Linked DNA regions of Homo sapiens: region 2 is linked to region 1. A link is a contact called in ENCODE Hi-C or POLR2A ChIA-PET data. All regions are on one chromosome and are shown on one strand. Each heading gives the region's core, a stretch centred on a gene start or an enhancer-like site at or near the end of the contact. The rest is flanking DNA. Distances are from core to core; before and after follow the strand shown.

Evidence for each region. Hi-C counts contacts between places; a loop is a spot of excess contacts on that map. ChIA-PET counts read pairs that join two places held with the same protein, here RNA polymerase II (POLR2A). Pooled maps may share reads with other maps.
Region 2: a loop to region 1 is called in a pooled map, with 6 times the contacts of the local background. The contact joins the enhancer-like site here to the promoter of TMEM218 in region 1. A Hi-C loop is called at or near these places in 2 of 50 pooled maps. POLR2A ChIA-PET finds 5 or more read pairs at or near these places in 2 of 52 experiments (activated B cell and naive thymus-derived CD8-positive, alpha-beta T cell).

Annotation. Positions count from the first base shown.
Region 1 is chr11:125,108,172-125,115,249 of GRCh38, reverse strand. It overlaps TMEM218 (transmembrane protein 218), which reads left to right and starts at 3,624. Exons shown (of 5, transcript NM_001258244.2): 1 at 3,624-3,711. It also overlaps the pseudogene KRT18P59. RefSeq lists enhancers at 3,030-3,209, 2,572-3,484, 3,840-3,929 and a silencer at 3,300-3,369.
Region 2 is chr11:128,716,329-128,723,406 of GRCh38, reverse strand. All of the region lies in intron 1 of FLI1 (Fli-1 proto-oncogene, ETS transcription factor), which reads right to left. Among named protein-coding and RNA genes, the nearest start is that of SENCR, 24 kb to the right of the region's middle. RefSeq lists enhancers at 4,220-4,429, 4,948-5,467, 6,136-6,235. Within about 2 kb of position 2,791, at least 11 of the 41 ENCODE cell types and tissues checked have a DNase peak (open chromatin) inside an H3K27ac peak, as active enhancers do.

The sequences.
Region 1 (7,078 bases), core at 2,375-4,874:
GAGAAAAATTAGATGATCAAATAATCAGTCTTTTTTAGAGTGAGGGACACAGTTTTGATTCTGAGACAGCAAAGATGAAGCACTATGATGACGGCACTTCTCTCAATCTCATTGAGAGGATATGATATCATTTAATCAGAAAACTATTAATAACACCCTGCTCCTAGTTAAGGGGTGCATTTGGGGAGTACTTGGGAGGTGGATCCCCTCTTAAGAGAGAGAAAACCTAATAATGTTATATCCATTCAGGAAGACGTAAAAAACTTTGGAGTACTTCCTCATTCATGTCCGTTCTTTTACTTACCAATTTATTTTTGACATCCAATGACTTCTGAACTTTTTATTGGCTTCCTGCTCCCCAAAGTGTACCCTGCTTCTGCTGGCTCAGCGCCTCAGAACTTTGGTGTTGTTGATCTCAGACACCACTTTGTCATCCGCTATCCTGGACAGTCTTTTGGATGGTTTGCATAGAGTTGCTGTTGTCCAGGGCATCGCCACAATTGAAGTCCTCCCCATCTTCCAGCAGGCGGCAGTAGTAGTAGTAGCGGCAATCTCAGCCTCCCGCTTGACCTTGATGTTCAGCAGGGCCTCATACTTCTGGGCCTGGTGCTGCCCTTCTGCCTGGGCCTGTGCCAGCTCTGAATCTAGGTGCAGCACGGCCCCACTGAGCTGCTCCATTTGCATGGCATAGCGGGCCTCCACCCACCTCAGGCTGTTCTCCAGGCTGGCCTTCAGATTTCTCATTGAGTCTAGGTTGATCTCTTAGGACTGAACTATACATCTCAGCTCCATGAATGTTGTCTCAGCAGCTCCTATTTTGGTGGACTGCGTGGTGACCACTGTGGTGTGTTCCTCAGTCTTCTGGGACCAGTACTTGTCCAGCTCTTCTCAGTTCTTCTGGGCCAGCTCATCATACTGGGCCGGGAGGTCTGCCATGATGTTGCTGAGGTCCTGAGATTTGGGGGCATTTACCTCCATGGTCAACTCAGAGCTGGCAATCAGGGCTTGTAGACCTTTTACTTCCTTCTCTTGGTTCTTCTTCATGAAGAGCAGCTCCTCCTTGAGAGCCTCCATCTCTGTCTCCAGCTGTAGCCGAGTGACATTGGTGTCATCAGTGACCTTGTGGAGCCCACGGACGTTGCTCTCCACAGACAGGCACATGACCAGCTCCGTCTTATACTTGACTCTAAAGTCATCAGCAGCAAGACGGGCATTGTCAATCTGTAGAACAACACAAGCATTGTCCACAGAATTTGCAAAGATATGAGCCCTCAAGTCCTTGATGGTCATGAAGTAATGCCCCCAGGCTCTGACCTGGGGTCTCTTCTTCTCCAAGTGCTCTCAGATTTTGCTCACCAGCCTCTGACTCTTGGTCACCAGAGTCCTCACTCTGTCCAGGTAGGAAATCCAGGCAATCATTCAGGCCTTGCATGGTATCCTTCTCATTCTGGATGTACCCCATTCCTTCCAGACCCCTGGCATCCCTGCAGCCAGGCCTCCAGACCCCCAGCCACTCCAGAAGCTGGTGGAGAAGGACACTGAGGTCCGGGAGCCCAAGCCCCTGAGGACTGCATAGACTTTGGCTGTGCTGCTGATGAACTGGACGCTGTGGCTGTGTGGCTGGATGGAATGCAGGGACTGGTAGTTGGTGGAGGTGGTAAAGCAAATGGTGAAGCTCATGCTGCCTAAGGAGAAAAGCGAGAGGACAGGACTCAAGTTCTGTTGAGCCATGCCCATTTTTAATTTATAGCTTAACTGAAGCCAGTATGATCATTAGAAGTGTAAGGAAGTTAACTTTTCCAATCTCAAACTTTGAACTTTTGACCACTTTCCTCCAAAATATTAAGGTCTCAGAGCCAGTTCTGACCAGCTTGTCTACACATTACTTTCCATCATTTGTCTCCATATTATTCTCCAGATACTCAGTGCTCATTCTTGCCTTGGCCTCTTTGCTCAAACTACTTTCTCCTCCTGGATTCTGTTCCACCTTTCCTGTTCCTACTCATATGCTAGGACCCAGCATTAGTTCTAGCTCTATGATAAAGACACACACATTAATTCCAGCCATAACAAAATATCCCCCAAATAATACAAGGGAAGAAGTGCTCTGGAAACTACGAAATGTTCTGCAAATATGAAGTATTATTATATTTTGGAGAAATTAATTGTACAATAGGGTTGGCCCATTGTTATATCTTGCTTTAAAGTGTTTCCTACTTGTTTCATGTGTTGTTGACCTAACATTACAAAACCACGGGCTATTAAGATGGGAGTCACATCTCATTTCTTGTATATCTTCGCAGTTCCTAACAGAACATAGCTGCAGTCAACACTCAGTTCCAGTGAAATGAATTCATCAAAATAAAGGATTTCTTAGCCACAGAGCTTCTCACTGGGCCAAGTAATGTTAAGTTGCTAAACGCACAACAAATCATTGGTTACTTTATGTGATTGTAAATGAAGCCTCGAAAGTTGAATAAATTTGAGACGTGCAGTTGATGAAATTCAAGCATCTTCTTCTTTTTGGTTCATAAAGCTGTGATTCAGGAGAATTCCTTAAATCAGAGATTCAGTGCTCTAAGATTGAATAGGTTGCTTCATGATATTTCTTAAAATTTTGTTTAAGGTCAAAGGTTCAAACGGTGCAGCTCTCCAATTTGGTATTGATTATTGTTTGTTTCCCCTTCTTGATTCAGTGGTGGAGCACGCAGCCTCTGTCCTACTTCCTTTGGTTGTCCTGATTGATGCATCTTTTGGTCTAACAGGCCATAGCCTCAAAGCAAAGTCATGGCAAGCTTTAGTTGGCAGTTAGGTAACAGCAGTCTGCCAATAGCGTGGGCCAGCTCCAGTTCCAGCAGCCTGGCGGCAGAGGGTTTACTTGATGGACCCTGGGCCTCTTCCCCAGTCTGTCCCGTGGGTAGAATGATCTTTGCCTTTGTCTGTTTCGCAAGGCTAATGGAAGAATTAAATACCAAATAAAACAAGTCGAGATAAAGATAAATGAAGCGTGCCGTTATTACAACTGGTGCTTCGTCCTCAGTTCCCTCCAGGAGGGTTGTTGGGGACACTTAATGACCGGGCCTGAGCTGACTTGTCCACCACATCTTGCGCCCCACTCGAGCTAGTGGGTTGGGGATTGAGATGTTCATCAGGCCCCGGAAAAGGCATTGATGTCTAGATGACTGTGCAGTTCTCTGGAGTTCGAGATCTGAGCTGCCTGGCCCTGCTGCTTCGCTGCCTGGATGGGCAATCTCTATGGTGACAGCGAGTGAGGCCGGAAGAAGTCTCTCTCTTCCGCCCAACAACCCGCCCTCAGGCTAGACTGACCAATGGCCCAATGAGTTACGGAGAGATGGTGTGATTGACAGTGGAGTGGCGGGGGGGCGGGGAGTGCAGCTCGGACCGCTGCTACCCAACCGAACTGAGGTCGGTCCAAAGGCTGACAGGCACCGACCAATCGGAGGGCGTAACGAAGGGTGACGAGCCAACCCACCGCGCTCGGCGTTGCCGGGAGCCGCGCTAGGCGTAAGCTAATGAGGAAGAAGTTGGCCGTTGAAAGAGCAACGCTGATTAGTGAATCTTAAATCACCTAAATGAAAGCCCACTTGTGATTCGCCCTAAGTAAACCAGAGCCCCGTGGGCTGGAACGCGCCGGAATCTGAGGTGTGAGTAGAGCCTGGGGGAGAGTGGATCCAGGTGAAGGGGGCAGAGGTGAGGAAAGCGGGGCGGCTGCGGGGAAGGGAGAAAAGTGGAGGGTCGGGCTGAGGTGGTTGGAAGAAGGCGTGGGCGGACGGCGGTGCACGGACCTCGCAGACCACCCTTACCGCTGATCTGGACCCAAGGCCCGGCTAATAAATACTTAATTGGAGGCAGAGAAGGAAGGACTGTTTTGTTTCATGCTCTTAAGAAAAGGAAGTGTCAGTGCCTGATTCAGATCTCTTATGACCGAGACCTTAATCCCTCTCTAGCTCCTGGGAGGTGGCCAGGTGCACATTCTGAAGACGAGACATGGGGGGCATTGTTTTCCTGTCGCCAGTTTGAATCTGCAACAGGGTTGGGGAGAAGCTTAGAGTTCAAGTGGGGTGTTCCCAGGCTGCAGTGCTGTGAGATCCAGAGAGCGGATAGACCGAGGCTCTGCAGCGCTTCCAACCCACAACACCGTCCAGGAGAGGGATGCAAGGAAGAGACCTAGGTTTACTGATCCTCCTTTTTCTATCAACGTGTTAAGAGCAGATGCTACATCGGTGGCATTTTGGGAGCTTGGCAACTGATTTTTTCCCCAGGCTTGCATTTTATCTAATTACAAAGGTAGAGGCGTTATTCTAATATTTTAAAATTCAAAAGATAGTGAAGTGTTTAAAGTAGAAACATAAAAGTGTGAAAGTAACCCCCCCCCCCCGTTATTTTTGAAGGTTTGGAAAACAGCTATAAAGCAAAGTGAAAAGGACTCTTCCAGAGGAGCACTTCACTCCTTGTAACCCACTGTTTTCTGTTGCTTTCAAGGGCTTGAGTCAGTGTGAAAATCGGGGGATGGGTGAGATATCTCCCTCCAGCAGCAGCACTTAGGCCACATTACCCTCTGAGGAATCCACATTTGTCTTAGATAGTAAGTCATCTTATAAGTCATCTTATAATGGCAGTTAGTATTCTCGCTCATGATGATCAACCTGGTGATGAGTACCGTATTTTTAATCCATTAGGTTACCTGTGCAGGGATCAGTCCATTTATTCCTATTTTCTCTGACAGCTGGATGAAAGGGTATGTAGAAACAACCATTAAATGAACACACACATCTAAAAGGTTTTGAACAAACTCTCTCAGAGAAAAACCTCACAGCATTGAGCACAGAAGGAAAACATTAGCCCTGTAGTTGCTTTTGTTGTCAGCTGCTGAACTGTTCAAATTTAAATTATTTTTTTTCACTCCAGTCTACCTGCTTTAAATGCCACAGATATTAAGTAAATGGACTTACCCTTGAAATCGGGTTGGCCAAGCCATCACTTCTCAAAGAAGGTTTAATGATGGCATGAACCCGTTTTTATATTTTATTGTATTGTACTCAATAACAATAATTTAGCTATTCTAATATGGGAAATTATCACAGATATTATTCTCACATTTAAATAAGATAAAAATGACTAGATGTTCTCTCTTCCTCTATAGCAGCACTCTATACTATACCCAGCCCTTCTTTTCTATGCTTAGTAAGAAAATGTATAGTTTGCTTATAAAATTATGAGCTCCATTCTTAAAAGAGCTTGGGAATATTTATCTTATTACTTTAAAGCCATACCATATATAAATCCAATGTCTCACGAACTCTTAAGCTACTAAGGGGGATTGAAGGGCAACATTTCTAATGGCGCCAGCCAGCTTCAACTACCATTTGCCCTCTATTCTAACTGTTAGAGTTGGTCCAAGTCTTCTGGGTTATTTGTGTAATATCCAGAATAGCACAAATTAAATTTAAATAGTTGTTTTCTTAAGAGCAGTACCATCAGCTCAGTCAACTAAGCTAGAAACTTGTGTCATTTCTAACACCTTCTCCCTTGACACAGCTAAGACTGGAGGTCAGACCCTCATCATCTCTTATCTGGAGAATTGCAATAGTTTCCTAACTGGTCACCCAATTCATATGCATCCTGCTGCCCATTACCTTTTTAAAAATTAAAAATTATCACGAAAAATTTAAAAACAGAAAATAGTACATTGGGTAGTATAATATCTATGTTCCACCAATCAGATTAATAAATATTAACATTTTGGCACACCAGCTCAAGTTTTTTATTTTAAAGAAATAAAACATCACAGATTTAGTTCAGATCCCTTTTATTTCCACTCCTAACCCCATTCCCTTTCCTTCCTCCCTCTGCAGAGGCAAATAGTCTTTTGAAATTGTCATGTATTGTTTATGCCCATGTTTTTATACTTTTGCTGTATATACGTTCGTCAGAAACAATATATATTACTGTTTAGATTGTATTTAATTTTAAAAATACAAGTAGTATCATACTGTGGGTTCCATTTTGCAACTTGTTTTTGTCACTCAACATTGTTTTTGAGATATATTCACATCAATACATATAGATCAATTTCATTCATTTTAAGTATTCATTATGAATATATAATATTGTATCTGTTCCCTGATTGATGGACATTTAGGTTTTTTCCTGATGTTTTGCTATTGTAAACAAAGCTGCAATAAACACCTTGTACATGTCTCTTTATGCAAGACTGTGTCTAGAACAGTGGTTCCCCAAGAAGATGTTGCTGCCCGTTTTAGGGTGTTTTGGAATTTGTGAAGATGTATTTTGTTATTCTTTGATTGGAGGCACTACTGGGGTTTACAGATCAGGACTGCGGATACTGGATGTTCTGTAATGTATGGGACAGTCCTCACAACGAAGAATTGTCCTGCATCCTGTGCAAATTTTGAGTATCCCACAGGATACTCATTTATAATTATCTGAGTGTAGAGCCTAACTCCGGTTTTTGTATAAACATAATGTATTTTTTGGCACAGTTTAATATAGTAAAATTTCCAGGAATGCAACTCTAATGTAAATCAGAGGAAAATTATACTTATTTGTGGTTTGGAACTTTAACAAGAGTTGTTCATCACTCTAGCAAATCACATAACTGAAGGCAGCACAGCTCGTGGTATTTGAGTTGCCAGAACAACACACCTGCATAGTCTGCATTTGAAGCTTTTGCATTCATGGTGATTCTAAGTTTAGGTGCAAGCATCTGACTACTGTACTTCATTATGTATTCTAGTGTAGTCAGCCTGAACATTTGTATATTTAAACATATGCTATTTCATTACGAATTACTTTCCATTTAAAATCAACTTCTGTATATCATATAGAGATCTAGTTTTATTCTTTTCCTATTGGAGAATCATTTGTCCCAACACTATCTATGAAGTTCTTTACCCATTGAATCATAAAGCCAACTCTGTGCTGTAGGAAGTTCTCACAAATGCATGGATCTGTTTCTGGGTTCTTGATTTTATACCACTGGGCCATGTGTCTTTGTGCCACTATCACACTGTTTTAATTACTTTGGTTTTTCAAT
Region 2 (7,078 bases), core at 1,542-4,041, 3.6 Mb before region 1:
TGACTCATCACCTGGAGACGTAGACACCCATGGAGATGGGCCTTCCTGCACCACAATGTACCTCCTCCATGAAGCCCTCCTACATGAGTCCAAGCCCACAGGGAGCTTCCATCCCGCCTACACTGCCTGAGCCCCCACTTGCTCCTCTCTTCTCTTTAATTGTGCCATGGTGCCAGCTGTCATGTTGTTATGGAGTGAGTGTTTGTGTCCCTCCCCAGACTCATACATTAAATCCTAACGGACAATGTGATGGTATAGGAGGTGGGATCTTCAGGGGGTGATTTGATCGTGGAGGTGGAGCCTTCAGAGCGGGATTAGTACCCTAATAAAGAGGACCCAAGAGAGCTAGCTTGCCCTCTTTCTACCACGCAGATACACAGTGAGGAAGACAGCCCTCACTAGAACCCGATCATGCTGGCACTCTGATCTCAGACTCCTGGCCTCCAGAACTGTGAGAGATAAGCATTCACTGTTGATGAGCCACCCAGTTATGGGACTCCATTACAGCAGCCTGAACAGCTAGAACAGGGATATTTTTCCTCCCGATTGTTTGGATTCTCCCCCACCCCGCGGTTCCCAGAGCTCGATAGGAGAATGACTGCACGAGGTGTTTCCGCACGGCTTTTCTGCACACTGGCCTCCATCCCTCATTCCCCAGGCTCTGTGCTTTCCCAAAGGGACTTTACCTCATCTGAGTAGCTCCTGATCTAGCAATATTAATCCACCACATCTCAAGGACTGTCATTTTTGTTATAGAATACATCTTTGATAATTTATACATTTTTGGAAGATAGTTGCACTTTCCTGTGGAGGTCACGCAAATCTCTTGGTTCAAATACAGGTTAAAAATGGTAAGATTCTCCCCAGCAGACAAAGCTGCATTGCCTGAAGTCTGAGCAAGCAAATCCTGCAGTGTTTGCTGGCACTCTGGGCAGTGGGCACAGCAGGAATGGCATTGTGAGGGCCACCTCTGGCTAAGCAGCCAAGGTGTCCATAATCACCAAACTGGCATCTCCAGGCTGCTCTGCTCCTTGCCTGAACATCCTCCTCCTGCCCTTCTCCCTTCTCCGAGAAGCATCCCTTGACCTTGTCAGCTTTTCCTCTGCTTTCTCCCCTTCCTCTCCTCCATACCCTGTCAAAATGTTTCAGGTTTTCCATATTCCCAGGACCTTGCTAGGCTCAGCCATATAGTAAATGTCATATAGTCGTGTGTCAAATGTCATATGGTTAAGTCACGTCAGGGGGTAACTTTTACATTTTTACATGAACCTCCTGGACGTTCAAAGGAGTGAACCCATGGCAAGGATTTCAGGCAGACAGAAACGTGATGGAGGTTTCTGCGGGGTGGGTCTTTTGGAGCATCCTACCATACTACCTGGGCTGCCTCCCTCTAAGACCAGCTGCAGACAGACAGGAGAAGCATTCCCACTACTCAAGATGACCAGGGAGCCTCTGACTCTAGCCACTTAGTGGGGCCTTCTTAGGCAGGAAGAGGAGGGAAGCAGATCCCTCAAATTAATACCTGGCCTGAGTCACTGGGCTTGGGATTCAGAGTTTGGAAAGTCACCCAAATGCCTTCATTCCCAAACCTGACCTTCTAGAGAGCCTGGAGCGGGCAAGCTTCAGATTCATTTGTGTCAACATGTTGTTTGGTTAATGTAGCTGAGCATCTAGGCCCATTTTCTTAGAAACAGGAAATCCCAGAGTGCCAAGAGTAAACATCCCAGCCCCCAAAGGTTTGGGTTCATGTAGGAACTCCCTGACCACAAGGGTCTGTGGGTCTGTGTGCTTGAGCCAGGCATGCTCTTGCACCCATAATTGATCTTGTATAAAGAGATGGTCTCTCTACAGCTCAGCAGCTGGACTGTGAGACTGAACCATGCTTGAGGCTGGTTGGGAATAGGCTAAGGACAGGGTCACAATTTCAAACATAAAGCAAAAATGTATTAGGGCCTTTTATAACTTGACAGGCATCTCCCCTGCAATCCCCACCACAGACTCTTCAATTCTAGTTTCTTCTCTTTTTATTCTTTGTTTCTTCTGTGACAGCAGGGACCTCGTCTGTCTTCGCCTCCATTCTTCCATCCCTATATTCTACACCGTGCTGAGAATAGGAGGTGCCAAGTACAGGCTGGCGGAATGAATGAATGATTGAGTGGATGGCACCATGTGAATCAAGGCAGCAGAAGAAGGCATCCCTGAAGGGCTTGACCATTCCAGCTGTCTGTGGTGCATCCTACAGGGGTGAGCTCCACATAGTTACTAGTCTTAAGGGGCTCACAGAGAATTAATTCTCTCTCACGAACTTGCCAGCCCCTAGTTGGCAAGGACAGATTCTCCAGAAGCTTCTCTGGATTAGTTGAGAGAGCTCAGGTTAGCTGGGGCTGGAGGAGAAAACACTGGCTGTGCAGAACTTGACTGGGTGGAGGGGGAAGGGCCGGGGGTGGCCAGAGGCGGCTTCTGTTGCACAGAGGTCCGGCTTGCTCGCCAGACAAAGAGCCCTCAGAAAGCACCTTCCCCACCTCCGCCACACACAGAGAAGGCGCAGAGGGCCTGGCCTCTTTCTTACAAGGAGCCCGGCTGACCCTGTTGCTGTGAGGGGCAGAAAGAGAGGCAGGCAGCTGCTTGGAGACGCGGGAGTCACTGAGCAGGGCCCGCGGAGTCTGACAACGGAAGAAAAGAGGCAACCCTTCTATTATTAGTGGCTGCTTTCCACGTATGTGTAAATCAGACAGCCTATGCAAAAAGAGGCCTCCTGGTAGCAGGAAATTCAGAGTTGTGGGTGTCTTTGTGCTATCAGATCGGGCCCTGGGCTTGCCTGCAATCCGGTCTTGGACGGGCTTCCATCTGGGCTGCATTAAGAGGCACAAGGAGGTGAGCGAAGGCCCGGCTTGGCCTCCCCACCCCCCAGTGTTTCTGGTTTTATGACTCTAGGGGGACTTTGTGACTTTTTAAACATCGTCTTTTCAGCATTTCACGTGGGCTCCTTTTTAGAGCCTATACTGAAGATTTTATGAAAATACAAAAGAGATAAGGCTGCGTCTGTTACAAAATGCCATCCCAGGTCCAGAAGCTGGGCATAACTAAAATAATATATACTATTCCAGAGCCCAGGACTTGACTTCCGTGTTTAGTGGTTTGCTGTACTTCCATCAGAAGTAGTGATATAGTGTAATATTTAATGATACAGGAACATGGCCGTAATTTAATATAAAGAGAATAAAAGGAGGTTACAAAGCAATATGATTCTGGCTAGATAAAATAATACATATATGTCTATATATTTGCATTATAAAGACCGGAAGGAAGGGCACCAAAATATGAATCGGCTGCTTTCTGTATTGTGAGACTATGCGTGCTTTTACATTCTTATTTTGAAATTTTCTATACGTTTTAAATTTTATACAAGGATGAAGTGACACTTCTGCAATCATTATTTTAAAGAACTTAAACGATGCACGTAATGAGTTTTAAAAAAAAGTAAGCCAAGAAACAGAGAAGAAGTAGTAGCACCTGCAGGATGGGCTTACTAACTTAGTCCTGTTTCTCAGCAGCCTTGGGTGGGTTTTCCATGTCCCTTGTCTCCCATGGCCCTGACTCCCTCTCCTCCCTTTTTCCTTGCCCTGCATAGCTCTTGTCCATTTCAGCCGGTGACTCCATGCTGCTGGAGCACCTTGCTTTCTCACAGCACTGACCTGCCCAGCGCCTTGCCCTTGCTTGTCCCAGGAAAGCAAATGAGGCCCCAGAAACATGAGTAGACGGGATGAATGTAATTCAGCTCCCAAAATTTGCAGTAAGTCTCCGTTGCCCTTCAAGTCCACCAGAGATCGTGCCAGTCCTTAGAGCTTAGACTGAATGCAGAGCCCTCGCTGTCTTTGTATAATGCACTCTTTGACAGCTAATTAGGTGGATTTCAGCAACTTCACAATGTCACATCTATCAGAGGCAGGCAGCCTGAGACTCCCAGGGGAACTTATTCAAGCTATAAGTAAATAAATATTACAGATTTTACACACACACACACACACACACACACACACACACACACACGGGAAAAGGGGAGAAAGAGTACACACACACGCAGACCATTTTGTCCTCACAACATTACGAACTGTTTTTTTTTTTTTTAATCTAACTGATGAGGAAACTGAGACTCTGACAGGTCCAGTCACATGGCCGGAAATGGCAGAGCTAGAATTTGAACAGGGTCCTGCCTGTCTCCAAAGCCTGGACTCTCCACCAAAATGCCTTCCCCTCTCCCATACTGCAATCCAGGCAGGCCACTGTGGGTGTAGTGAGTCCCAAAGCTCCGTAATTACAGGGTTCAACTCTGCCTCCAGAATAACCATGACAAAATTTGTGGAAATGTTCACAACAGCTCTTTACTTCCAGGTTCTGAGATCAGAAACGGAAGTTTCAAAATACCGAAAGTTCGTTTATGTTGAACATAGTGCTTAGGCTAAAAGCAGGAAGTCCAAGAAAGCCTGATCTCATGAGATTTTTTCAGCCCAATTTGGATCCACATCTGCACTTCTGGATTTTCCACTGAGTCTAACCTCAGCTGCTCTGCTGGTCTCACCGAGTCTGCACCTCCAGCATGGGGCACAGATAAATAACACAGTCGACTGCTATTCACTAAGATTTACCCAGGGATTGGCCTCTTGAAAAGTAGTGAGCTTGGACAGGCAGTAGAAAGGAACAATTGAAATTTGAAAAATAGGCATTTCTTTTCATAAAGCTAAAAAAACCCAAACCAAAACAAACAAAACTCTAAACAATAACTCATCCAAATAATGGTCTTGCTGTTGTCTCCAGGTGCAGGAAACAAGTGAAAAAGAATCTTACCACCTACTCCTTCCCGCCCCAGTCCTGGTTTCTCCATTGGTCAGTATCCGGCCAGCAGAGGGGAGGAGAAGGCAGTGGCACTTAGTGGTGTGCCTTGGGCTGCCAGCTCTGGGGGAGCCTCTGAATGTTGGGGAGACTCATTCCCGTATCCCCACTCCCATAGCTTGAGGCACTTTGGAAAGCAAGTTTCTCATGTTGCAGATGAGGAAACTAAGGTTAGGAGAAGTGGAAGGATTTGCTCAGACCACACACATCTAGTGACGGCAGGAGCTGGGATTAGAACCCAAATCCACAAAGATGTGGCCTCTTTTTTGAATCATAATAGCTGCCCTGCCTACCTCTCAGCATTTGAATGGATTAACGGACATGATAGGGTTTGCAAATGACAAACATAAAGTAAGTGTTAGTTGCTGTATCTTGACATATTCCAGGTAGTGGCTCAGTTAGTCTTGCTGGTGCTGTATTTAATTTGGGTCCCATTCCAAGTGTAGAGTTTTCTGGGGATGCCATTATCTATGAGGCTTCTCTGCCAGGAGGGCTCAGAGGCCCCCAAGGGAACACTCCCTATACACACAACATCCCCAGCAACACCTTAGAGATCCTTTTGGGAACATCTGGAGGACTTCTGGATCACAAAGATCTACAGTGCACTGTGGTGTGAGCTCCTCTATTCAGGGACTAGAACTCATTCTTTTGAAGCACAATTTCAAATCAGCCACACCCAACTGCAACAGTCCAGGAGAGGTAGTAGACCACATCTTAGAGCCACCCCTTTTCAACTTCAGGCACCCAGGCATGCAGGGGTTACTGACTTGCTTTGTAAACCTGTTCAAACTAGGTGCAAAGTGGATGTAGCATGACACATTTAGCAGATGTATGGCCTGGAGTGAATGATTTAACTTCTCTGAGCCTCAGTTTCCTCATCAGAATGTGGTAATTGCAATATATACTCCTGGGTTGGCAAGGGAAGTAAAGGGGATGTTTATAAACCGCCTGGCATGCACACAAACAAAGGCACTTCCTGCCTGCCCTGCAGTCCCAAACTGCCCTTTGGGGTAGACCCTCAGCACCTACATGCCTTAGAAACAGCATCCCTGGGCTCCAGAAGGACCTCCAGAATCTGGAAGAGCAAGTCCTTAAATCTTGCCATATACTATTTCGTTTTCAAGGAATTTCTTACAGGTAGCAAGTATGAAATAAATGTCACACGATAGCAAAACCATCATGCGTGTGCTTTTCTATTAGTGAGGTCCTCCTGGGAATCTCCTCTCTCCTTACACAGGTCCAGTGAGGCCTCCTTAGCCCCATCACAGGTGTGCATTCTTGGCTGGGTGCTCTGGGTTGTGATGCACTTGGAGCAGGGGTGAGGAGGGTAATCTCCCCATCGCTTGAAGCTGAAGTGGGAGGAAGCAAGGCCTTTCATGTGGCAGGGTCAGGCATTCTCCCCAGAGCAGCGTGTGCCCCGGAAGCCAAGCCGGTAGGACCAAGCAGAAGCCGCCACTGCTTCCTCCCTACCTTGGAAAATTACACAGCATGCCACTTTGCCTGCTGGCTGCCAGGCAGATGCCCTGCTGCTTTCTGAAGCTGTCCTACCTCCTTAGGATGAAAACAGCAATGTGCCCATGCCCACAGTGACGAGCATGCCCTGCCTTCTTCCTCCTCCCTGCACTGGAAAAAGTACAGGGTCTGTAAACAAGTCATTAGATTCAAGATCCTGCCCAATTTAGACTCTTTGTCTCAGTTTTCTCCAGAGTAAACTGGCGGTCACACCCACTCAAACCAAGCAAAGCCCAGAAGGAATGCAGAGCCCTGTGGCCAGGCTCACCGCAGCTGACCCTGAGATGCCCAGAGCTCCAGCCCTCCTGGACTGGGAGAGGAGAGTGGGAAGCCCAGAGCACTCCATTCCATCAGGAGCAGAGCAGCGGCTCTGATGGGCACACGGCTAAGATCCCAGTGTCTAGGTTCAAGTCCCCAAAGCAGCTTTTACTTTTGGAACTAGCTCTCCAAACTATCAAAAATCAAAAATCCACCTCCTTTGAAGTCTGGCAAGAAAACCCCCACGATCAGCTTCTCTTTATTCCTGTACTTCCCGTACAGGCAGGCTTCTAGAAAACAGAGGTTGGAGAAAATGAAAGTCAATGCCAAATACTAACCAGACAGAAGAATAACTGCTTTTCCCCACAGCACCCCCACCCCCAGCTCTGGCATTATGGGCTGGGGAACTGGGCCCCTC